Linked DNA regions of Homo sapiens: region 1 is linked to region 2. A link is a loop called in an ENCODE intact Hi-C map of the cell type or tissue named here. Cell type or tissue: adrenal gland. All regions are shown on one strand. Each heading gives the region's core, and the rest is flanking DNA. Links, peaks and the distances in the headings are about the cores only.

Region 1 (11,787 bases), core at 2,392-10,391, 120 kb after region 2:
CTACTTTGGTGATCCGGGTGGACTTCTGGGTACTTGGAATATAAAACTCCCTGCTTTTTAAACAGAAGCTTTTTTACTTGTTATTTTCTAACAAATAAGAGGCTCTCTTATGCTTCCTGGAAGTGGCATTTAACAATTCTGAACCTTAGTGCTCGCTTCAGCAGCACATACACTAAAATTGGAACAATATGGAGTTGAGCATGGCACAAGGATGACATGCAAATTCATGAAACAGTTCTGAACTTTAGAATGAGGAGCTGCTTCTGCCTGGACAAAATATTACGATTTTTAATCCGAAGGGACTATACACTATGAAGTTATACCTCCTCTCGATTCTTCTACACAGCCAGCAGGATTTGTTTAAGTTTTCAAGAACAGTTCACCACAGTTTTAGGTTTATTTGATTTTAATGAACTGGGTCCCTTGCCTATTTCTGTATTTTATCAGAATAGCAAATATGCACCCTGAAATCAAAAGAGCCTCTGACACTAAATTTAGGACATCTCATTATTATCAGCTGTGCCTGTGAGACAACAATTGCTCGTGAGCATTCACTGAGGGAAGCTTACAAAATTATTATCAGGGACATAGTACAAATCTAGTAGGGCCATGAAGTCTCTCTGTTCCTTTGTCATTTTGCATATAAAGCAATAGCAACAAGGTTACTTCACTTCAGATGATTCCTTTTCAGAGTGCTACTCTATCAGATGGAAGTGTTCTCTCCCTGCCAGCACTAGTGACTCCAGTTAGAACCAGCTGCTGATGGTCTGGGAGGGGATAGCAAGGCTGTGCCTTCAGCCTTCACAAAGCTCATTTAACTATGCACTTCCACAGCCTCTTCCCTTGTGTCCCTGCTGTCCTAGCACATTGCTTACTGCTGAGCCTGATTCCAGTGCCATTCCTGCTTAAATTAAATACAGGCTTCAGTTGCAGGAGAATGTGTTGTCAGAAGAAAAACACCTTGAATGTAGAGGTATATTCTGACAATAGCTTACCTAGAGAAATACTAGAATTTTATGCAAGGTTCAAATCATTTCTAAGCCATAATTGATGTACATCTGACAGATTGTTCTAGTATTATACTTTAAGTACCTAGAAACAAAACAACTTTCTATTCAAATCCTATTGGGGTGCTTAAGATTCCTAGCCACAAAGATTCAAGGGCAGAGGTACATAGGTTTGAATTATGAATGGCATCATTTCTTATCAGACAGTAGTTTTTCAGTCATTTCAACCCAGAGCCTCTAACTGTGCCATTGCATTCTGAATTATAGGTGTGATGAACCAAGGAGTGGCCCCTATGGTAGGGACTCCAGCACCAGGTGGAAGTCCATATGGACAACAGGTGAGCCTCCCAGTTTGATTTTCTAGGACTTGACAGAATTCGAGTTATCCTTCTCAGAACATGTGCAGAGTCTCTTTTTGCCTCACCATGTGGTCCTGTGCTCTTTCAGGTGGGAGTTTTGGGGCCTCCAGGGCAGCAGGCACCACCTCCATATCCCGGCCCACATCCAGCTGGACCCCCTGTCATACAGCAGCCAACAACACCCATGTTTGTAGCTCCCCCACCAAAGACCCAGCGGCTTCTTCACTCAGAGGCCTACCTGAAATACATTGAAGGACTCAGTGCGGAGTCCAACAGCATTAGCAAGTGGGATCAGACACTGGCAGGTAAGATTCCTTCTAAATAAGCCTTTGTGAAATACATGCTTCCTCAAAGCTGTCTTACTGCTGTTAGCATAGTATATCATACAATAAACACCCCTTTTTCTTATACAATTAAAATAAATTATATATTTCATAAATGGTTTGGAGTTTCTTTGCATGTTTACGTAACACACTGAAAATGGTTTGTTTTGTTTTGTTTTGTTTTTGAGACAGGGTCTCACTCTGTTGCCTAGGCTGGAGTGCAGTGGCGCGATCTTGGCTCACTGCAGTCTCCGCCTTCCAGGTTCAACTGATTCTTCTGCCTCAGCCTCCCCAGTAGCTGGGATTACAGGCACATGCCACCACACCTGGCTAATGTTTATATTTTTAGTAGAGATGGGGTTTCACCATATCAGCCAGGCTGGTCTCAAACTCTTGACCTCAAGTGATCCACCTGCCTCGGCCTCTCAAAGTGCTGGGATTACAGGCGTGAGCCACTGTGCCTGGCCTGAAAATGGTTTTTGGGTTGTTTTTTTTTTTTTGAGACAGTCTCACTCTGTCGCCCAGGCTGGAGTGCAGTGGTACAATCTCGACTTACTGCAACCTCCGACCCCCAGGTTCAAGCGATTCTTGTGTCTTAGCCTCCTGAGCAGCTGGAATTACAGGTGCTCAGCACCACGCCCAGCTAATTTTTTTATCTTTAGTAGAGATGGGGTTTCGCCGTTTTGGCCAGGCTGGTCTCGAACTCCTGACCTCAGGTGATCTATTCACCTCAGCCTCCCAAAGAGCTGGGATTATAGGCATGAGTCACAGCGCCCTGCCTAAAAGTGTTGTTGTGGTTTTTTTTGCCAAATTTCAAAGCCTAGTTTTCTCATAAACATCACTGCCATCTTTTTAAGTACATTGTTTTTTGTTTGTTGTTTTGTTTTGTTTTGTTTTGTTTTTCAGGCATTTGGACATTAGTATAGATGCATTGGGTAAATTAAAAATTATTGGCCAGGCACGGTGGCTCCCACTTTGGGAGGCTGAAGTGGACAGATCGATTGAGTTCAGGAGTTTGAGACCAGCCTGGACAACATGGCAAAACCCCGTCTCTACAAAAAAATTAAAAATTAGCCAGATGAGGGCCAGGAGCGGTGGCTCACGCCTGTAATCCCAGCACTTTGGGAGGCTGAAGCGGGCAGATCACTTGAGGTCAGGAGATCAAGACCATCCTGGCCAACATGGTGAAATCCCATCTCTACTAAAAATACAAAAATTAGCTGGGCGTGGTGTCTGGTGTCTGTAATCCCAGCTACTTGGGAGGCTGAGGCACGAGAATCATTTGAACCCGGAGGTGGAGGTTGCAGTGAGCCAAGATCGCACCACTGCACTCCAGCCTGGGTGACAGAATAAGACTCTGTCTAAAAAAAAAAAAAAAACTATTTTACCTCAGTTTAACAAAAGGAAAAAAATATTAGAAACCGATTAGGCTATTCATTTAGTTCAACATACTTATGTATTTTCAGTATGTACTAAAGTACTTGTGTAGTTTCTGGAGAGAAGTTTGGAAGTTTCTACTTGTTCTTGATTTCTAAACCAACTTTGGTCATCTCATTTCATTTCTTTAGAGTAGAAGGTATATTTTCCCTTTCTTCACATGTTTACCTTTTTAGGAATTTTTGTTAACATTGAAGTAATTATTAAATATCAGGGATGCCTACAAAAAAATAATGATCAGGCCGGGTGCAGTGGCTCACACCTGTAATCCCAGCACTTTGGGAGGCCAAGGTAGGCAGATCACCTGAGGTCAGGAGTTCAAGACCAGCCTGGCCAACATGGTGAAACCTGTCTCTACTAAAAATAGAAAAATCAGCCAGGCTTGGTGGCAGATTCCTGTAATCCCAGCTACTCTGGAGCCTGAGGCAGGAGAATCGCTTGAACCCAGGAGGTAGAGGTTGCAGTGAGCTGAGATCGCGCCACTGCACTCCAGCGAGGGCGACAGAGCGAGACTCGATGTCAAAAAAAAAAAAAAATTTATGATCAAATCTTTTAGTGCCTAGTAAAATGATATAAGAAATGTGCCTGGAAATATTCTGCAGTTAAAATTCATAATATTTAATAAATATTCAATGTTTTGTGTTTTAATAAGTTCGTCAGACCTTAGAACTGAGGGAAATTTTGCCAACTTAAAATTCTAATTTCTGTCTCTCTGTACTTTAATTTTCAGCTCGAAGACGCGACGTCCATTTGTCGAAAGAACAGGAGAGCCGCCTACCCTCTCACTGGCTGAAAAGCAAAGGGGCCCACACCACCATGGCAGATGCCCTCTGGCGCCTTCGAGATTTGATGCTCCGGGACACCCTCAACATTCGCCAAGCATACAACCTAGAAAATGTTTAATCACATCATTACGTTTCTTTTATATAGAAGCATAAAGAGTTGTGGATCAGTAGCCATTTTAGTTACTGGGGGTGGGGGGAAGGAACAAAGGAGGATAATTTTTATTGCATTTTACTGTACATCACAAGGCCATTTTTATATACGGACACTTTTAATAAGCTATTTCAATTTGTTTGTTATATTAAGTTGACTTTATCAAATACACAAAGATTTTTTTGCATATGTTTCCTTCGTTTAAAACCAGTTTCATAATTGGTTGTATATGTAGACTTGGAGTTTTATCTTTTTACTTGTTGCCATGGAACTGAAACCATTAGAGGTTTTTGTCTTGGCTTGGGGTTTTTGTTTTCTTGGTTTTGGGTTTTTTTATATATATATATAAAAGAACAAAATGAAAAAAAACACACACACACAAGAGTTTACAGATTAGTTTAAATTGATAATGAAATGTGAAGTTTGTCCTAGTTTACATCTTAGAGAGGGGAGTATACTTGTGTTTGTTTCATGTGCCTGAATATCTTAAGCCACTTTCTGCAAAAGCTGTTTCTTACAGATGAAGTGCTTTCTTTGAAAGGTGGTTATTTAGGTTTTAGATGTTTAATAGACACAGCACATTTGCTCTATTAACTCAGAGGCTCACTACAGAAATATGTAATCAGTGCTGTGCATCTGTCTGCAGCTAATGTACCTCCTGGACACCAGGAGGGGAAAAAGCACTTTTTCAATTGTGCTGAGTTAGACATCTGTGAGTTAGACTATGGTGTCAGTGATTTTTGCAGAACACGTGCACAACCCTGAGGTATGTTTAATCTAGGCAGGTACGTTTAAGGATATTTTGATCTATTTATAATGAATTCACAATTTATGCCTATAAATTTCAGATGATTTAAAATTTTAAACCTGTTACATTGAAAAACATTGAAGTTCGTCTTGAAGAAAGCATTAAGGTATGCATGGAGGTGATTTATTTTTAAACATAACACCTAACCTAACATGGGTAAGAGAGTATGGAACTAGATATGAGCTGTATAAGAAGCATAATTGTGAACAAGTAGATTGATTGCCTTCATATACAAGTATGTTTTAGTATTCCTTATTTCCTTATTATCAGATGTATTTTTTCTTTTAAGTTTCAATGTTGTTATAATTCTCAACCAGAAATTTAATACTTTCTAAAATATTTTTTAAATTTAGCTTGTGCTTTTGAATTACAGGAGAAGGGAATCATAATTTAATAAAACGCTTACTAGAAAGACCATTACAGATCCCAAACACTTGGGTTTGGTGACCCTGTCTTTCTTATATGACCCTACAATAAACATTTGAAGGCAGCATAGGATGGCAGACAGTAGGAACATTGTTTCACTTGGCGGCATGTTTTTGAAACCTGCTTTATAGTAACTGGGTGATTGCCATTGTGGTAGAGCTTCCACTGCTGTTTATAATCTGAGAGAGTTAATCTCAGAGGATGCTTTTTTCCTTTTAATCTGCTATGAATCAGTACCCAGATGTTTAATTACTGTACTTATTAAATCATGAGGGCAAAAGAGTGTAGAATGGAAAAAAGTCTCTTGTATCTAGATACTTTAAATATGGGAGGCCCTTTAACTTAATTGCCTTTAGTCAACCACTGGATTTGAATTTGCATCAAGTATTTTAAATAATATTGAATTTAAAAAAATGTATTGCAGTAGTGTGTCAGTACCTTATTGTTAAAGTGAGTCAGATAAATCTTCAATTCCTGGCTATTTGGGCAATTGAATCATCATGGACTGTATAATGCAATCAGATTATTTTGTTTCTAGACATCCTTGAATTACACCAAAGAACATGAAATTTAGTTGTGGTTAAATTATTTATTTATTTCATGCATTCATTTTATTTCCCTTAAGGTCTGGATGAGACTTCTTTGGGGAGCCTCTAAAAAAATTTTTCACTGGGGGCCACGTGGGTCATTAGAAGCCAGAGCTCTCCTCCAGGCTCCTTCCCAGTGCCTAGAGGTGCTATAGGAAACATAGATCCAGCCAGGGGCTTCCCTAAAGCAGTGCAGCACCGGCCCAGGGCATCACTAGACAGGCCCTAATTAAGTTTTTTTTAAAAAGCCTGTGTATTTATTTTAGAATCATGTTTTTCTGTATATTAACTTGGGGGATATCGTTAATATTTAGGATATAAGATTTGAGGTCAGCCATCTTCAAAAAAGAAAAAAAAATTGACTCAAGAAAGTACAAGTAAACTATACACCTTTTTTTCATAAGTTTTAGGAACTGTAGTAATGTGGCTTAGAAAGTATAATGGCCTAAATGTTTTCAAAATGTAAGTTCCTGTGGAGAAGAATTGTTTATATTGCAAACGGGGGGACTGAGGGGAACCTGTAGGTTTAAAACAGTATGTTTGTCAGCCAACTGATTTAAAAGGCCTTTAACTGTTTTGGTTGTTGTTTTTTTTTTAAGCCACTCTCCCCTTCCTATGAGGAAGAATTGAGAGGGGCACCTATTTCTGTAAAATCCCCAAATTGGTGTTGATGATTTTGAGCTTGAATGTTTTCATACCTGATTAAAACTTGGTTTATTCTAATTTCTGTATCATATCATCTGAGGTTTACGTGGTAACTAGTCTTATAACATGTATGTATCTTTTTTTTGTTGTTCATCTAAAGCTTTTTAATCCAAATAAATACAGAGTTTGCAAAGTGATTTGGATTAACCAGGTTTGGTTGTTCTGTTAAAGTGGTGTCAGATGTTTCAAGCAGATTTAACTCCTGCAAGCCCTGATTTCATGCTGACAAGGTTGTATGTGACTGCCAATTTAAGAGAACAAAGCTCCACAGATGGAGATGAAAGTCAGTGTCCAGACCTCTGGTTCAGGGCTCGGGCTGCATTAACACAGAGCCAAATGTAGTCAGACTGCAGACTGAAGTGCCCCACGCCACGCCTCAGGCTGGCAGTCAAGGAATTCCTACATGTCCTCAGCATGGGCAGAAATGCAGGTTGAAATTAAAATTGGAGAATTACTGAGGGCGGAAAGTGAGGAAAGCATGTAAGCAGTATAGCCCACTTCAAATAGCTTGTCTGTGGCCAGAAGAAACAGGTGGCCCAGGTGTCTTTAACATCTTTATAAACTCTTAAAACATGACCATGCTTTTAATAGAAAGTGTTGGTAAAAGCAACCAACTGTTTTCCTCTAATATCACTTTGCAAATCCCTGTGGTTCTGTTCTCCTGAATTTAGGATAGTACCGGCATCTGTGCCCCTGAGCATATTTTGAACAATCATTGATGTATAGCTAGACATCCCATCTGAACACTGAGCAAACAAATATTGCTATTATTCTGTTCCTTTTTTTTTTTTCTTTTGAGACGGAACCTCACTCTGTCACCCAGGCTGGAGTGCAGTGGTGCAACCTTGGCTCACTGCAGCATGCGCCACCATGCCTGGCTAATTTTTGAATTTTTAGTAGAGACAGGGTTTCTCCATATTGGCTAGGCTGGTTTTGAACTCCTGGCCTCAAGTGATCCACCTGCCTCAGCCTCCCAAAGTGCTAAGGTTACAGGTGTGAGCCACTGCGCCCAGCCTACTCTGTTCCATTTTAGCCTGGAAGTATGTTAGGTCCCTGAATGAAAGTTCAGAACTAAACAAATTAATGGACTGTCCCTTTTCCCTGTTTTGGCTATTTCATGGTATTTACATCTTGCAGATAGCACATAAATGAGACAAGAAACTCCAGATTTAATACTCGTGTGAAGACTAAGCACTAACATGCTTTACTAGGAGATAAATTACTTTGGAAAACAACAGGGTCCAAGAGTGTGTGTGTGCGTATATATATATATTTTTGTTGTTGTCGTTCACGCCATTCTCCTGCCTTAGCCTCCTGAGTAGCTGGGACTACAGGCGCCCAGCACCACGCCCGGCTAATTTTTTGTGTTTTTAGTAGAGATGGGGTTTCACTGTGTTAGCCAGGATGGTCTTGATCTCCTGATGTCGTGATCCGCCTGCCTCGGCCTCCCAAAGTGCTAGGATTACAGGCGTGAGCCACCGCGCCCAGCTAAGAGTATATTTCTTTAAAGAGAGTTAATTCAGTGTGAAAAATTTAAACACACACACAAAATGGAGATTAAATATCACATCAGGGATGTAGGTAAGACTTCCAAAATAGAACTGCTAGATGAACAAAAATAACTCATTTATTCACTACTTTTTTTCTTTCTTTTTTTGGGGGGGGCTGTAATACTGTTGTACTATTATTAGGTACTTTCTCTATAAATTCAGATAATAAAGTGACACTCCAAAGCCCATATTCTTTCCCCAACACCACAGTGGAGGTAGAGTTCTAGTAATAAATGCTAATCAGGTTTTCAGCATTCTGCAATAAGTATAGTTCTTGAAATTTATTAAAATTTATGCCCTGTAGTTTACAGTTGGTGGTACTGCAATTCTTTTCACGGCTTTTTTTTTTTTTTTTTTTGGAGACAGGGTCTCACTCCATTGCCCAGGTTAGAGTGCAGTGCTGGGATCATACTTACTGCAGTCTTGATCTGGCTCAGGTGATTCTCCCACCTCAGCCTCCCAAATAGCTGGGACTACAGGTGCACACCACCAGGCCTGGCTAATTTTTTGTACTTTTTGTAGAGACAGGGTTTCACCACGTTGCCCAGGCTAGTCTTGAACTCCTGGGCTCAAGTAATCCTCCTACCTCAGCCTCCCAAAGTGCTGGGATTATAGACATGAGCCACTACTCCTGGCGCCCTTAAATAGTTCAGTGTCTGATAAGTAGGATAGAGTCATTCCTAGTAGGAGAGTTAAAAATACTTTTGAGGAAAAATTAAAAGCTTATATACCTTAGCTGGGCACAGTAGCTCATGCCTGTAATCCCAACACTTTGGGAGGCTGAGGTGGGAGCACTGCTTGAGCCCAGGATTTTGAGACCAGCCTGGTCAACACAGCAAGACCCTGTGTCTACAAAAAATTTAAAAATTAGCCAAGCATGGTAGCTAGCTAGTCCCAGCTACCTGGGAGGCTGAGGCAGGAGGATCGCTTGAGCCCAAGAGTTCAAGGCTGCAGTGAACTATAATCATGCCACTGCACTCCAGCCTGGGTGACAGTGAAACTCATCTCAAAAAAAGCTTGCACCCTAACAAATGAGTTCTCACTCACAGCATCCAAACTAATGTGCTCTGAAAACCTATCTTCCATTGAATACAATAATTGCTTTGGTAGTCTACCTGCCTAAAAGTCAGAAGTTGTCCAATCTTTTTTTTTTTTTTTTGAGACGGAGTTTCACTCTTGTTGCCCAGGCTGGAGTGCAATGGCGCGATCTCGGCTCACCGCAACCTCCGCCTCCCAGGTTCAAGCGATTCTCCTGCTTCAGCCTCCTGAGTAGCTGGGATTATAGGTGCCTGCCACCACACCCGGCTAATTTTTTTTTTTTTTTTTTTTTTTTTGAGACGGAGTCTCGCTTTGTCGCCCAGGCTGGCGTGCAGTGGCGCGATCTCGGCTCTCTGCAAGCTCTGCCTCCCGGGTTCACGCCATTCTCCTGCCTCAGCCTCCCGAGTAGCTGGGACCACAGGTGCCCGCCACCACGCCTGGCTAATTTTTTGTATTTTTAGTAGAGACGGGGTTTCATCGTATTAGCCAGGATAGTCTCGATCTCCTGACCTCGTGATTTGCCCACCTCAGCCTCCCAAAGTGCTGGGATTACAGGCGTAAGCCACCATGCCCAGCCATACACCCAGCTAATTTTATATTTTTAGTAGAGACGGGCTTTTTCCGTGTTGGTCAGGCTGGTCTCGAACTCCTGACTTCAGGTGATCCACCTGCCTCGGCCACCCAAAGTGCTGAAAGTACAGGTGTGAGCCACTGCACCCAGCCTTCTTTTTTCTTTTAATAGAGACGGAGTGTATGTTGCCCAGGCTGGCCTTGAACTCCTTGCCTCAAGCAATCCTCCTGCCTGAGCCTCCCAAAGTGCTTGGATTACAGGCTTGAGCCACCAACCCTGGCCATCATTTTCAAAGTCTGTTGTCCTTAAATAAATTAACATTCTAATGGAAAGAAGAAAAAGAAATGGAGAGGAAAGCTCTAGAGAAGGCCAACACAAAATTCAGTCTAATGGTTCTCTGTGGGGTGGAAGCAGGGGGATGGGCCAGGGAATGAACCCACAGCAGACACAAAAGTTAGCCAATGGTTTTATTAGTGTTTACTATTATTCTTTGTAAAAGGTATGACGTATTTTCTATATGTATCAAATACTAAACTCCTAAAACAAGGTGGGTTAGGGCAAACATGGAGTATGGCCATATAATTGAGAATCATACTATAGTTTTTATACAGCAGTCAAGTCACTAAAAATGGTTTATCAGGTTAGGTTTACCAGGAATCCTAGATGACACAACTGGGCATGAGAATACGATGAACCACCGTCCTCTCCCTGATGGCAGAGGTCATTACTGGCCTTTCACATTCAAGCCATCTCCCAGCTGTGACTCTGGGCTTGCTGCACTGTAGTGTAGGTAGTGCTTTAAGGAGATGGGAGTAGTTAGTTAATGGTTCTTTACTGAATTGGTTCTAAGATAAGTGGACTAAAATTAGAAGAAAAATCTAGAAAAAATTAGGAGACATGTTTGTGGCAGAGATCATTAACTTGAGGATACCCTATGGCCTTAAGCATCAGCTTTATTCTCATGCAATAGTTAGAAACTATTCTGAAACTTAGTCTTTAGTATGTAGATTTTTTTTTGCTTGAAACGATGTTAGATGTGGCTATGCAAGCATGGAAAGGTATCTGCTTTTTCTACCAGGCTGATCCAAACTTACACTGGGTCAGATTGCCAAATCACTCAATAGACTGAGCCTCTGATTTAGCTCAAGTCTGGGATGCTTTATACTGTGTAGGTTCACTTTCTCATGGAAGGAGCAACTGTTTCTAGCAGCTGAATCGAACAGCAACATCTTCATCCTAGAGTAGTGTGAAACCTGTTGCCCACAGTCCTCATGAAGATCCAGCCCTTGCAGTTTAGGGGAGCCAAGCAAGGGAGGAGCATATTTCTGTTCACAAGAACACTAGCATGAGAAATGCGTAGTCAATCAAGAATTTCCACCACCCTAGCAAAAAGTTTATAGTCTAGTAGCTGGCAGAAATACAACCTGCATAATTATCCTGGTTTAAATGATCTGGCAATAGAGAATGTGTCCATAATTTAATTTGAATTCTGCAAAAAAGTAAATAAGGTTATAATTAGTTGCCTAAAAACAAAGATTGCCGAAAACAATTCGGGCTTCACTGAAAAGCATCCTGATTGATCCTTGAATTGTTTAAGAAATATTTCATGGACTAGATTCATCGAGTGAGTGTTTTAGGAGGAAATAATTTTCCCACAAGTGCTGTCCAGCAGTGACTTGGGAAGTACTCAAGCAGAGACAGAACTATAAAAATTCTTTGCAAAAACAGTTATTGGAATATTGTGCAGCTGATAAAGGACAAGCTGTGTCAGAACAAGAGATCTGAAAAGTATATTTTAAAAGGCACTGAAACCAATAGTAAAAATTCATATTGACTTTATTGACTGCTGAAGTTCAGTCTCATTCATCTTCCAGCCTTCTCTGATACTGTCTTTCTGAGGCTTTTCTACGGTAGACATCATCTGTATCAAACAAAAAGTTGCTCAGATGTTTAAGAAACATATTTAAAATTAAAACAATCTGAATAATTTAACCAATAGTCTAGGTCTGTCACCTACTTCTGAATCTTGGCATTAATATT
Region 2 (11,787 bases), core at 2,163-10,162:
AGTGAGACCCATTTTGGACTTCTGACCTCTAGAACTAATATAATAAATGGGTTTTGTTTTAAGCCCTGAAGTTTGTGGTAATTTGTTACAGCAGCTGTAGAAAGCTGTGAGTTAACTAAAGATTTAGATTCATTCATGATTGTTGATGCTACAGTGGGTAGTTACCAAGCTCTAAGTTGAACTGGAGGCAAATTTCTCACCTCAACGAGCAAGCCACTGAGAATGCAGTGTCATCATCCTGAATTAGGAGAGCCCTGTAAATTAGCAAATTAGCCATGGCCAAAAAGGAAGCATTGTTTTTAAAATGAGGTAACTGTCTCCATATTTGAGTTGGTTTATCAATAATAGTCTTCTGAAAGTTGTCATTTAATTAGCATAAAGTAGTAAAAGCATGTATTTATTGTTTGCCACATTCTAGACACAATACCAAGCATTTTCCCAATCATATCTTATTTAAAATTCTGAGTTATCACAGTTTATAGGTGAGAACTTGCACAAGTTCTTGTAACTACTAAAAGATAACTGGTGTTCAGACTAAAGTCGTTCTGACTCCAAAGCCTGTGCTCTTAACCATTATGTGGTATAGAGTAGCAGCATCACACTGAAGTATACAAAACAACTTTTATAGAAGATACCGTCCCTCTGCTGCCTCCTTTTTGCTGGCAGGCGAGTGCTGAGGGGCAGAGGATACACACCTTGGGTGCTGGACCACTGTCATGTTACAACCTCGAAGATAATGGTGCCTTTTTTCTGACGCTCCTCTGTGGAATGTATGTTTTTTTCTCAAGTATTTATGAGAATTAGTATTGCTCAGAGCTACACAATTTGTGAATATCTTTTTGATACTTTGTTTCAGTTACTGTATTAGTCTGCTTTGTGCTAGGACATGCAAATCAACAATGGCTGAAACAAAAGAGAAATTTATTTCTCTTGTGTAAAAGTCCTGTTCTGTGAAGTTGTCAAGGTACAAGTATTAGCCAACTCTATTCTGCGGTCTTTGTGGTATCACCCTTGCCTGCATGGTCTGAGATGACTCACTACCACAACTGCCTTCCAGCCAGTATGGAAAAAGAATGAATGTTAAGGACATGACTTGGATATGACACACTTCAGCTCTCGTATTGGCTAGAATCTAGCTGCAGTGAGGCTGGAGAATAAATATGGTCTTTAAGGTTTTGTTTTGCTTTGTTTTCCTTAGAGACGAGGTTTTACCATGTCACATAGGCTGGAATGCAGGCTACTCACCAGCACCATCTTTGCACACTACAGCCTTGACCTCCTGGGCTCAAGCAGTCCTCCCTCAGCCTCCCAAGTAGCTGGGACTACAGGCATGCAACACCATGCTGGCTGAGAATATAGTCTTTAGTAGCCATGCAGCAGCTTAGAATGCTGTCATCCTGGGAAGAAGGGAAAATGGGGTAGGGAGTAGCCGGCAGGCTGTCTGCACACCAGGGCTAGTGTTTCTCATTATTCTGATTAAAACTTTGCATTTTGGTTATTTTGCAGCCATATGCCAGACTGCCCTCATCTATTGTTGAAAGAGAAAAGTTGTTTTGAAAGAACATACAATATAATCCTGTTTATGTTAAATTTGGTTTGTGTGTACATGTGCCTATAGAGAAGTCTGGAAGAATGTCTATAAAAATGCAAATGGTGCTATTTATTCTGGATTATAAGGATGATTCTTACTTTTGATGGTTTTCTGTATGTTTGATTTCAGAAAAAATTAGTACTGTTAGAAATTAGAAGTATTTCATTTTGAAATGGGGGGACCCTGTTTTGACCATATGACATAGAGTGAGAGGTTGGGATCCTGATTTTTCTTTTGTCTTTGTGGTAATTCTAAAAATGTTTGTGAGGAACCTTGTAGCAGTGATTCTGGGGGATAGTGTCCTTTCTAGGCACATGTTCTCATTGAATTCTCAATTGTCTACAGATAGTCCCCTTAGCTTGAGACACTGCTGGGGTCCTGCCTCAGCAAGGAGCACTGGACTGTGGGTCCTGTAGGCCCAGATGGAGAGGACCATCTTGGATATTAAGTTATCAGAGCCCTAATGTGTGCTGTGAGAAGGTTCCTTGATACCACTGACAACATCAGTATTCTTTCTGCTTTTTCTCTGATTTCTCAATATTCTGATTTTTTTGGTTGAAAAGAGTTCCCATATAAGTGGACCTGCACAGTTCAGTGGTCAACTGTACTGTATTAACATTCACTTCCTGGTTTTGATGGTTGAGTTGTGGTCCTTATTTGTGAGAAACAAACACTAAATTATCAGGCGTGATGGGGCATCATGTCAGAGCTTATTCAAATGGTTCAGAAAAAAAGTACTATTTTTGCAACTTTTATGTCAGAATACAAATTTAAAAATAATTTAAATATATTATACGTAATAAAAGAATGGCTATAACCTGTCAGCTAAGGTTCCAAGAGAGATTTAAGCCTTAATCGCCATGATGTTATTTGTAATAACTTATCTCTTACACATCTAGAATGGGGCTGAATACCTACCCCTGTGGGAGAATTGAGAAAATAGTCACATCGTTTTTCAGTAGGTTTACTTGTCTCCTGGAACTTCATTTGAAGAAAGCCAGAAAAAATACTAAACATCCATGAACCCTAAACCCAAGAAGTTATTTTGGGAACTTAAGAAATTGTCATTAAAATTACTTAAGGAATTAAAGAAGGAAATTACTTAATTATTTTAAGAAATTTTGTCATTATAATTACCTACAAAGTTTCTTGTGTGTTCCTCACTACCCCTCTCCTGCAAGGTATAACCACTAAGCCAAATTTTGTATTTCTTAGTCCCATGGTTTTTTTTTTCCGAAGAGTTTGGTTGTGTTTAGATGTATCTGATGTCCATTCATCTTTGTTAAGCTACGTAAGCCAAGGGCTCATCTTCCTCCCTTGTAATTTTAGTAATTGCTATTGTAGCAGCATTTATGATAGGCATTTGATAGTACTTGGCAGAAAAAATTTATGTGGTCACTTACTGAAGAAAGAATCTGTTTTGTAAGTTTATAAAGAGTATTGAGACATATCTCTGTTTTCACACTTTTGAGCACTATGAAAGGTAAGTCATCTTCATTTATAAAGGATACCATTGACATGGGTTTAGCGTTGGTGCCCTAAACATTAAACAGTTAGCATATAAAAGACCATCACAGGTGTTAATTTAGGTTTTTATATCATTAACGTATGTTTTGAAAAGGGAATGAGTGTGCATCTTGCTTTTCTTTTTCTTTTTTTGCAGATTTTTTTCTTTTTTTTTTTTTTTTAAGTAAGCTTCAAAGTCCATGAAAGATTCTAATATGCTCTGTCACTTGGAATGTTGAACATTACCATAAATAGTTTTGAAATAAAACTTTTTGTAAGCTTCAGATTAATCTCCTTTAAAAAAATTTAAATTATAACAGAAATCAACCAGACTATTATGAAGTGGTTTCTCAGCCCATTGACTTGATGAAAATCCAACAGAAACTAAAAATGGAAGAGTATGATGATGTTAATTTGCTGACTGCTGACTTCCAGCTTCTTTTTAACAATGCAAAGTCCTATTATAAGGTAAGAAATTATGAAATTTGGAAAGATACCAATTGGAAGATACCAATTTGATAATTGGCTTCTTAATATTTATAAACCTGGCAGGTGAGTAGTAGTTTCTTTTTGTGGCTTGAGTTCGCATTTGTCTTATTCGTAAAGAGACTGGACATTCATATGATTTTTATTTCTTATTTATTTACGTATTTTAATTTATTATCTTTTGAGACAGGGTCTTGCTCTGTTACACGGGCTGGAGTGCAGTGGTGAGATCTTGGCTCATGGCAGCCTCCGCCTCCCAGGTTCAAGCAATCCTCCCACCTCACCCTTCTGAGTAGCTGGCACTATAGGCACGTGCCACCATGCCCAGCTAATTTTTGCATGTTTTGTAGAGACCAGGGTTTCACCATGTTGCCCAGGCTGGTCTTGAACTCCTGGGCTCAAGCAATCTGCCTGCCTTGGCCTCCCAAAGTGCAGGGATTATGGGCGTGAGCCACTGTGCCCAACCCACATTCATGTGATTATGAACTATTCTTATTTCTCTGTCTGCTCAAATCTTTTGCCCATTTTTCTCTTGGTTTGTTAGTCATTTTCATATTTCTGGAATTTTTTTTTCTTTTTTTTTTTAGAGACAGAGTCTCCCTATGTTACTCAGGCTGGTCTCAAACTCCTGGCCTCAAGTGATCCTCCTGCCTCAGCCTCATGAGTAGCTGGGACTACAGACATGAGCCACCACTCCTGGCTTTAGAAATTTTTTTTTTTTTTTTTTTTTTTTGAGGCAAAGTCTATTGCCCAGGCTAGAGTGCAGTGGCACGATCTCAGCTCACTGCAACCTCTTCTTCCCAGGTTCAAGTGATTCTCCTGCTTCAGCCTCCTGAGTAGCTGGGATTACAGGTGCCCACCACCATGCCTGGCTAATTTTTGTATTTTTAGTGGAGATGGGGTTTCACCATGTTGGCCAGGCTAGTCTTGAACTCCTGACCTCAAGTGATCCACCCACCTTGGCCTCCCAAAGTGCTGGGACAACAGGCGTGAGCGACCATGCCTGGCCATAGAAATTTTTTAATTATTGTGGATAGTAAACCTTTTTTGATTATATGTGTTTCAGTTTTTTTATTTTTTTTATTTGATTTTGTGTGTTTCAAATATCTTCTCCCACTGTGTGCATATCTTTTCACCTTTCATGGTATTTTTTGATGAACAGAAATGTTTTATTTTAGTTTAATCAAATTTATCAATCTTTAAATTGGGTTTATTTGTATCTTGTTTCAGAGATTCCTCTTGCCCAAGATATTCTTCTATTAGTATGCTTTTCTTAAAGTTTTATAGTTTTGTCTTTCATATAAGCCTTTAATGCAGCTAGGATTGATTTTTGTCTTTTATAAGGTAGGAATAAATGCAGCTGGGATTGATTTTTGTCTTTTATAAGGTAGGAATCAATTTTTTTCCCACAGGTATAACCAACACTATTCTCTCTGCGTTTGTTCGCAATCGTTGCTGTCATCATTTCCATGTATTCATGGATCTGTTTCTGTCCTTTTATTCTGTTCCACAGGCCAGTTTATCTGTTACTAGGCCGTTCTATTTCTATCTTAATTACTTTGGCTTTATAATTTTTTTTTTTTTTTTTTGAGACACGATCTCCTTTGTTGCCCAGGCTGGAGTGCAGTGGTGTGATCTTGGCTCACTACAGCCCTTGTCTCCTGGGCTCAAGCAATCTTCCCACCTTAGCCTCCTGATTAGCTGGGACTACAGGTGCGCACCATCACACATGGCTAATTTTTTGTATTTTTGATAGAGACGGGATTTCACCGTGTTGCCCAGGCTAGTCTTGAACTCCTGGGCTCAAGCGATTGACCCGCCTCGGTCTCCCAAGTGCTGGGATTACAGGCATGAACCACCATGCCCAGCTTGCTTTATACTTCTTTTTCTGGTTAGAAAGTAGGTTAATTATACTTGACCCTTTGCCATTTCTTTTTTTTTTTTGAGATGGAGTCTCGCTCTGTTGCCCAGGCTGGAGTGCAGTGGCGCGATCTCGGCTCACTGCAAGCTCTGCCTTCCAGGTTCACGCCATTCTCCTGCCTCAGCCTCCCGAGTAGCTGGGATTATAGGCACCCACCATCATGCCTGGCTAATTTTTGTATTTTTACGTGGTTTTGCCATGTTGGCCAGGCTGGTCCTGAACTCCTGACCTCAGGTGATCTGCCTGCCTCGGCCTCCCAAAAGTGCTAGGATTACAGGCGTGAGCCACCATGCCTGGCCTTATTTTTAAGAGATGAGGTCTCATTAAGTTGCCGAGGCCAGAATCAAACTCCTGGACTTAAGCAGTCATCCCACCTCAGCCTACCAGGTAGCTAGGACTGCAGGTACACACCACCTTGCTCAGTTTATTTTACTCTTCAGTGCATTTTGTTATTTTTTTCTCTATGCCTTCTTTTGATTTCATTTTTTTCAAAACTTTTTTCCTCTTATTACCTCTAAAATTTGGAAATTGTAACATCTATAGATAATCTTTTAGTTCTTATCTAAGAAGTTTTAATATGCATAATTAACTTATTCAAAGCCAGAAGCTAATCAGGATCTTAATCCTCCAAACAATACGAAGACTTTAGAATAATTCAACTCTGATCACTCTTTTCCTTATTTATAATGCTGGTGCTGTGTACTTTAGTTCTTTTGTGGCAATTTTTGAATCTGATAGAACAGTGGTCCCCAAGCTTTTTGGCACCAGGGACCAGTTTTGCGGAAGACAATTCTTCCATGGACAGCAGTGGATGTAGGGGGCAGGGTCAGGATGAAACTCTTCCTTCTCATGTCATCAGGCATTAGATTCTTATAAGGAGCTCACAGCCTAGATCTCTTGCATGCTCAGTTCACAATAGGGTTCACACTCCTATGAGAATCTAATGCCACTGCTGATGTGACAGGAGGAGCTCAGGCGATAATGCTGTCTTGCCTGCTGCTCACCTCCTGCTGTGCGGCCCAGTTCCAAACAGGCCATGGACTGGTAGTTGTTCGTGGGCTGGGGGTTGGGGACCCCTGCCATAAAATACTATTCAGCCAGGCATGATGGCTCATGCCTATAATCCCAGCGCTTTGGGAGGTTGAGGCAGGAGGATTGCTTGAAGCCAAGAGTGTGAAACCAGCCTAGGCAGTGTACTAAGACCCCACCTCTACAAAAAAAAAAAAAATTGTTTTAATTGGCTGAGCATGGTGACGTGCACCAGTAGTCCCAGCTACTTGAGGGGCTGAGGTGGAAGGATCATTTGAGCCCAAGAGTTCAAGGCCGTAATGTGCTATGATCATGCCACTGCACTTCAGCCTGGGCAACAGTGAGATCCTGTCTTTAAAAACAATAATAATAATAATATTGATTTGTGGAGTCAGTACCATTCATTATTACTACTTTCTTTATTCTTCATTCCATTTTGCTATTGAGAAGTCATCCGCCAGTATGATTGTAGTTCCTTTAAAGGTTATCTGTCTTTTCTTTTCTGGCTGTCTTTAGTATCCTTTTCTCTTTTGTATTTTGTAGTTTCATTGTGATATATTTAGATGTGGATATCTTTATAGAATTTGCGAGTAGTAATGCTTCATAAATCTTAGATTGGTGTTTCTCATCATCTTTGGAAAGTTTTTAGCCATGTCTTTGCATTTTGCCTTTGCCCTGTTCTTGTAGTAACTCTGATTGGGTGTCATATTAGACTTCCCACAGGTCTCCATTTCTCTTAACTTTTCATATTTCCTGCTTTTGTGTCTGTGTTTCCTTTTTTTTTCTTTTTTTTTTTGTGATAGAGTCTGGCTCTGATGCCCAGGCTGGAGTGCAGTGGTGTGATCTTGGCTCACTGCTTCCTCTGCCTCCTGGGTTGAAGCGATTCTCCTGCCTCAGCCCCTGAGTAGCTGGGATTACAGGCGCCTGCCACCATGCCCGGCTAATTTTTGTATTTTAGTAGAGACAGGGTTTCACCACGTTGGCCAGGCTGGACTTGAACTCCCGACCTCAGGTGATCCACTCGCCTCAGCCTCCCAAAGTGCTGGGATTACAGGCGTGAGCCACCGCGCCCAGCGTCTGTGTTGCTTTTTAGATAATCTTTTTTTTTTTTTTTTTTCAGTTCTTTCAATTTTCTTGGTGAAATCTCTTAAATTAGTTAAATATAAATTTAGTATTTGCATTTTAATTTTTCTACATATAGGAAGTAGCGTCTTTTTTAGAGTCTGTAGGACTTTGCTCATTGTTTTCAAACTCATTGTTTCTTTAAACTTTTTATTTATTTATTTATTTTTTTAAAGAGAGAAAGTCTTGCTCTGTCACCCAGGCTGGAGTGCACTGGCTATTCACAGGCACAGTTGTAGCTCACTGCAGCCTTAAACTCCTGGGCTTAAGTTATCCTCCTGCCTCAGCCACCTAAGTAGCTAGGACTACAGGTGTGCGCCACCGTGCCCAACTTTTTTTTTTTTTTTTGAGACGGAGTCTGGCTTTGTCACCCAGGCTGGAGTTCAGTGGCGCTATCTCGGCTTACTGCAAGCTCCGCCTCCCCGGTTCACGCCATTCTCCTGCCTCAGCCTCCCAAGTAGCTGGGACTACAGGCACCCACCACCACACCCAGCTAATTTTTTTGTATTTTCAGTAGAGATGAGGTTTCACTGTGTTAGCCAGGATGGTCTTAATCTTCTGACCCCATGATCCCCCTGCTTCAGCCTCCCAAAGTGGTGGGATTACAGGCGTGAGCCACCACGCCTGGCCACCATGCCCAACTTTTAAACATTTTTAACACACCTGTTTTTTATTCTATGGTAGATTATTCTGATAATCTAATTATTTGAATTCCAATATCTAATACATATATTTGTTGTCACTGTCATTTTTGCTAGCTTTCTCGTGATTCTTTGATTCTTATGTGCCTCATGATTTTTTTACTATGGACTCAATATTTCTTGGAACTTTATCTGTAGAGATCATTGGAGCATTAAATTGAAGTTGGTTTCATCCAGAAATGATTTGTTTCTTGTCCAGGATGACTGGCCTGTCTTTGTTAAGGCTAACTTTACGATGAAGAGTTCTCAGAGATTCATTTCATGCCTCTCCTCTCCTCTCAGTGCCATGGTTTGAGATAGGCATGAATTTAGATAGGTAGAGGTTGAGATGGGCAGTCGTCCTTGCTCCCTGGCAGTACAGAAACTGATTTGAGTTCCCACTAATGGTGCAGCCATGGCCTTTGGATTCCCAGCTTCTGGTAGACCCTGACCTTTGTCTTCCCTCCTCGCTGCCCAGAGAAGCCTTGGAAATGAAAGCTTGGTTTTATCATAAATAAATGCCCTCAAAGTGAACATTTGACTTAAGTGTTGTGGGTTTTCATCTGGTTTCCTACTTTTATTCCTTTAATTTTGTGAACATCCTTACTTCCTATTGGCATCCCATGTATGCATTTTTAAAGTTTTATTTTATTTTTTGAACATTGCATCCAACGTTGTTTTTACTAGAAGATTTCAGTCAAGAGTTTATTATGCCCACTATACTTCATGAGCAGACATTTTGAAACAAGGTATTAAAGAATTTCAAACCACAAGTATTAATAACATCAGAACCGTCATTAGCTTCTATCCTTTAAATCAAATCTTATCCTTTAAGTTGTCTTTCTTAGTGTATTAGTAATAATTAGTTTTTTTGGGTTTTTTGGTGTTTTTTTTTTTTTTTTTAAGACAGAGTCTTGCTCTGTCACCAGGCTGGAGTGCAGTGGCGCAATCTCGGCTCACTGCAACCTCTGCCTCTCTGGTTCAAGTGATTCTCCTGCCTCAGCCTCCCAAGTAGCTGGGACCACAGGTGCGTACCACCACGCCCAGCTAATTTTTGTATTTTTAGTAGAGACGGGGTTTCACCATGTTGGCCAGGATGGTCTCGATCTCTTGACCTCATGATCCACCTGCCTTGGCCTCCCAAAGTGCTGGGATTACAGGCATGAGCCACTGTGCCCGGTCATAATTACTTTTAATTTAGCAAATCATTTGTCTTCTGCCTCAAGTCTTTCTTTAATGAGATAAGACCTAAATAATTTGATTTCAGAATGTCTTTAAAACATACACTTAATTTTTTGGAAGCGGGATTTGGACCCATATATGTTTTAATCATGAGGATGTTAAAATTTGTAACAATTTTTGGTCTTTGCTGAAACAGGTGCTTTAAAAGTAGCAACTAATTTCCAATACATTACTAAAGTGTTTTTTTTTTTCTCTTTGCTAACATACAGCCAGATTCTCCTGAATATAAAGCCGCTTGCAAACTCTGGGATTTGTACCTTCGAACAAGAAATGAGTTTGTTCAGAAAGGAGAAGCAGATGACGAAGATGATGATGAAGATGGGCAAGACAATCAGGGCACAGTGACTGAAGGAGTAAGTGTGTAGCTGGAACTTGTGATGGATGGGCTCTTGGAAGGCAGAGAGGGCCCCTGCTTGTGATTCCCTCTGGGCTGTTGTGGGCAACTAGAATTCCTGTGCAATTGTATTGGTAACTGGGAGGATAAAAGGACATTCAGCCAGAGAGCCCCACTCCATTTTTAAGGGATCCTAGGATATCCTGGACAACGTGTGCCATGTGTGGTAATTTTCATGAATTGTACTTACATTAATGCATATTTCCTGCTCAGTTTTAAAGAGAATCTTGATATTATCAAGGATTAGTCCAGTATTGCTACATTGAGACATCATGTAAGGAAAGGCAGTGTTGTGATTAGAAGTTGGAATGTAATCACCTTAGTGAGGAATATTTCTGTAGGTTAGAATAGTTACTGTTCCTAGAACCTCCCAGGTGTGTTTCTGCCTCTGGAATTTTGCAGTTGTTCTTCTGCATAGAAAGTGCTTCCTTTGACTTTTCCCGTGACTGGCTCTTTTTTATTGTTCTAACACCATCTAAAATGGTGTCTACTGAGACAGGACTTTCCTGACCACCCTATCTCCATTGTTTGCTCCGCCTTCCTCCTTTTCAGCCCCTACCCCACCCTGTCATCACAGGGTTGTCTTCAGTTTTTATAATGTCACTATATGTGAAATAACATACTAGTTTACATGTTTTTCTCTCTTTCCCCAAGTAGAATGATAGCTCCTAAGCAGGTATCTTTTTGTTCATTTATTCCTCATATCTGCACTATACCTGACATGTAGGTGCTGATAAATATTTACTAAATAAAGACACATGCTTCATGGCCAGGCGAGGTGGCTCACACCTGTAATCCCAGCACTTTGGGAGGCCAAGGCGGGAGGATCACTTGAGGTTAGGAGTTCAAGAACAGCCTGACCAACATGGTAAAACCCTGTCTCTACCAAAAATACAAAAATTAGCTAGGCAGGTGGCACATGCCTGTAATCCCAGCTACTCTGGAGGCTGAGGCAGGATAATCGCTTGAACCCAGGAGGTGGAGGGTGCAGTGAGCCGAGATGGCGCCACTGTACTCCAGACTGGGCGACAGAATGAGACTCCATCTCAAAAAAAAATGAAAGACAGAAAATAAAAAGACATGTTTGAAAAGAGAAAAAAGAATAGTAGAGGGGATCACAACTCTTTTCTACAGCTAAATTGTGAGAAGCACATTGCAGAATATTCCCCTTTCTTCTGTAACTTATCTACATAGGCCTTTTGCTGGAATACAGAGAAGCAGTGATGGGTGAATTTCTCAAAAATACAATTACTTCTTAGAGTCTCAAAATACAGTTCCTAGTCAGGTGCTGTGGCTCACCCCTGTAATCCCAGCACTTTGGGAGGCCAAGGCAGGCAGATCACCTGAGGTCAGGAGTTTGAGACCAGCCTGGCCAACATGGTGAAACCCCATTTCTACTAAAAATACAAAAATTAGCTGGGCATGGTGGTGGGCACCTGTAATCCCTGCTACTCGGGAGGCTGAGGCAGGAGAATCGCTTGAACCCGGGAGGCAGAGGTTGCAATGAGCTGAGATCATGCCACTGTACTCTAGCCTGGGTCTTAGAATGAGACTCTGTCTAAAAAAAATATAGATAGATAGATAGATAGATATACACAAAATATATATACACACATATACATGTAGTTCATATATTTTATATGTATAAAATTTTATATTTTATATATGATATGTAAATATATGTATATAGTTCCTCAGCAGCTTGTCAGTTTCTTTAAGTAGTTAAGTGATTGGAACTAAATAGAAGGCTAAAAATAGGAATTTCCTGGAATTTTACTCTCTAATATGAATACAGGAGAAGCAGCCCATGCTTTCT

Evidence for each region. Peaks named below come from ENCODE experiments on the same cell type or tissue, not always from the same donor. Only the 100,000 strongest peaks of a DNase experiment are listed, where the experiment ranks them.
Region 1: a loop joins it to region 2, with 2.2 times the contacts of the local background. A loop is called at or near these places in 3 of 110 quality-filtered maps.

Annotation. Positions count from the first base shown.
Region 1 is chr3:52,540,305-52,552,091 of GRCh38, reverse strand. It overlaps UQCC5 (ubiquinol-cytochrome c reductase complex assembly factor 5), which reads right to left. Exons shown (of 2, transcript NM_001124767.2): 2 at 10,202-11,668. The coding sequence ends at 11,607. It overlaps PBRM1 (polybromo 1), which reads left to right. Exons shown (of 32, transcript NM_001405607.1): 30 at 1,275-1,345; 31 at 1,455-1,671; 32 at 3,857-6,725. The coding sequence ends at 4,029. It also overlaps the pseudogene RNU6-856P. Among named protein-coding and RNA genes, the nearest start is that of UQCC5, 9.6 kb to the right of the region's middle. In adrenal gland, for the core only: no CTCF peak of the experiment used is centred there; no DNase peak of the experiment used is centred there; H3K27ac peaks cover 281 bases.
Region 2 is chr3:52,660,276-52,672,062 of GRCh38, reverse strand. It overlaps PBRM1 (polybromo 1), which reads left to right. Exons shown (of 32, transcript NM_001405607.1): 4 at 3,418-3,565; 5 at 9,787-9,930. Among named protein-coding and RNA genes, the nearest start is that of PBRM1, 20 kb to the left of the region's middle. RefSeq lists enhancers at 606-775, 5,155-5,654, 5,655-6,156. In adrenal gland, for the core only: no CTCF peak of the experiment used is centred there; no DNase peak of the experiment used is centred there.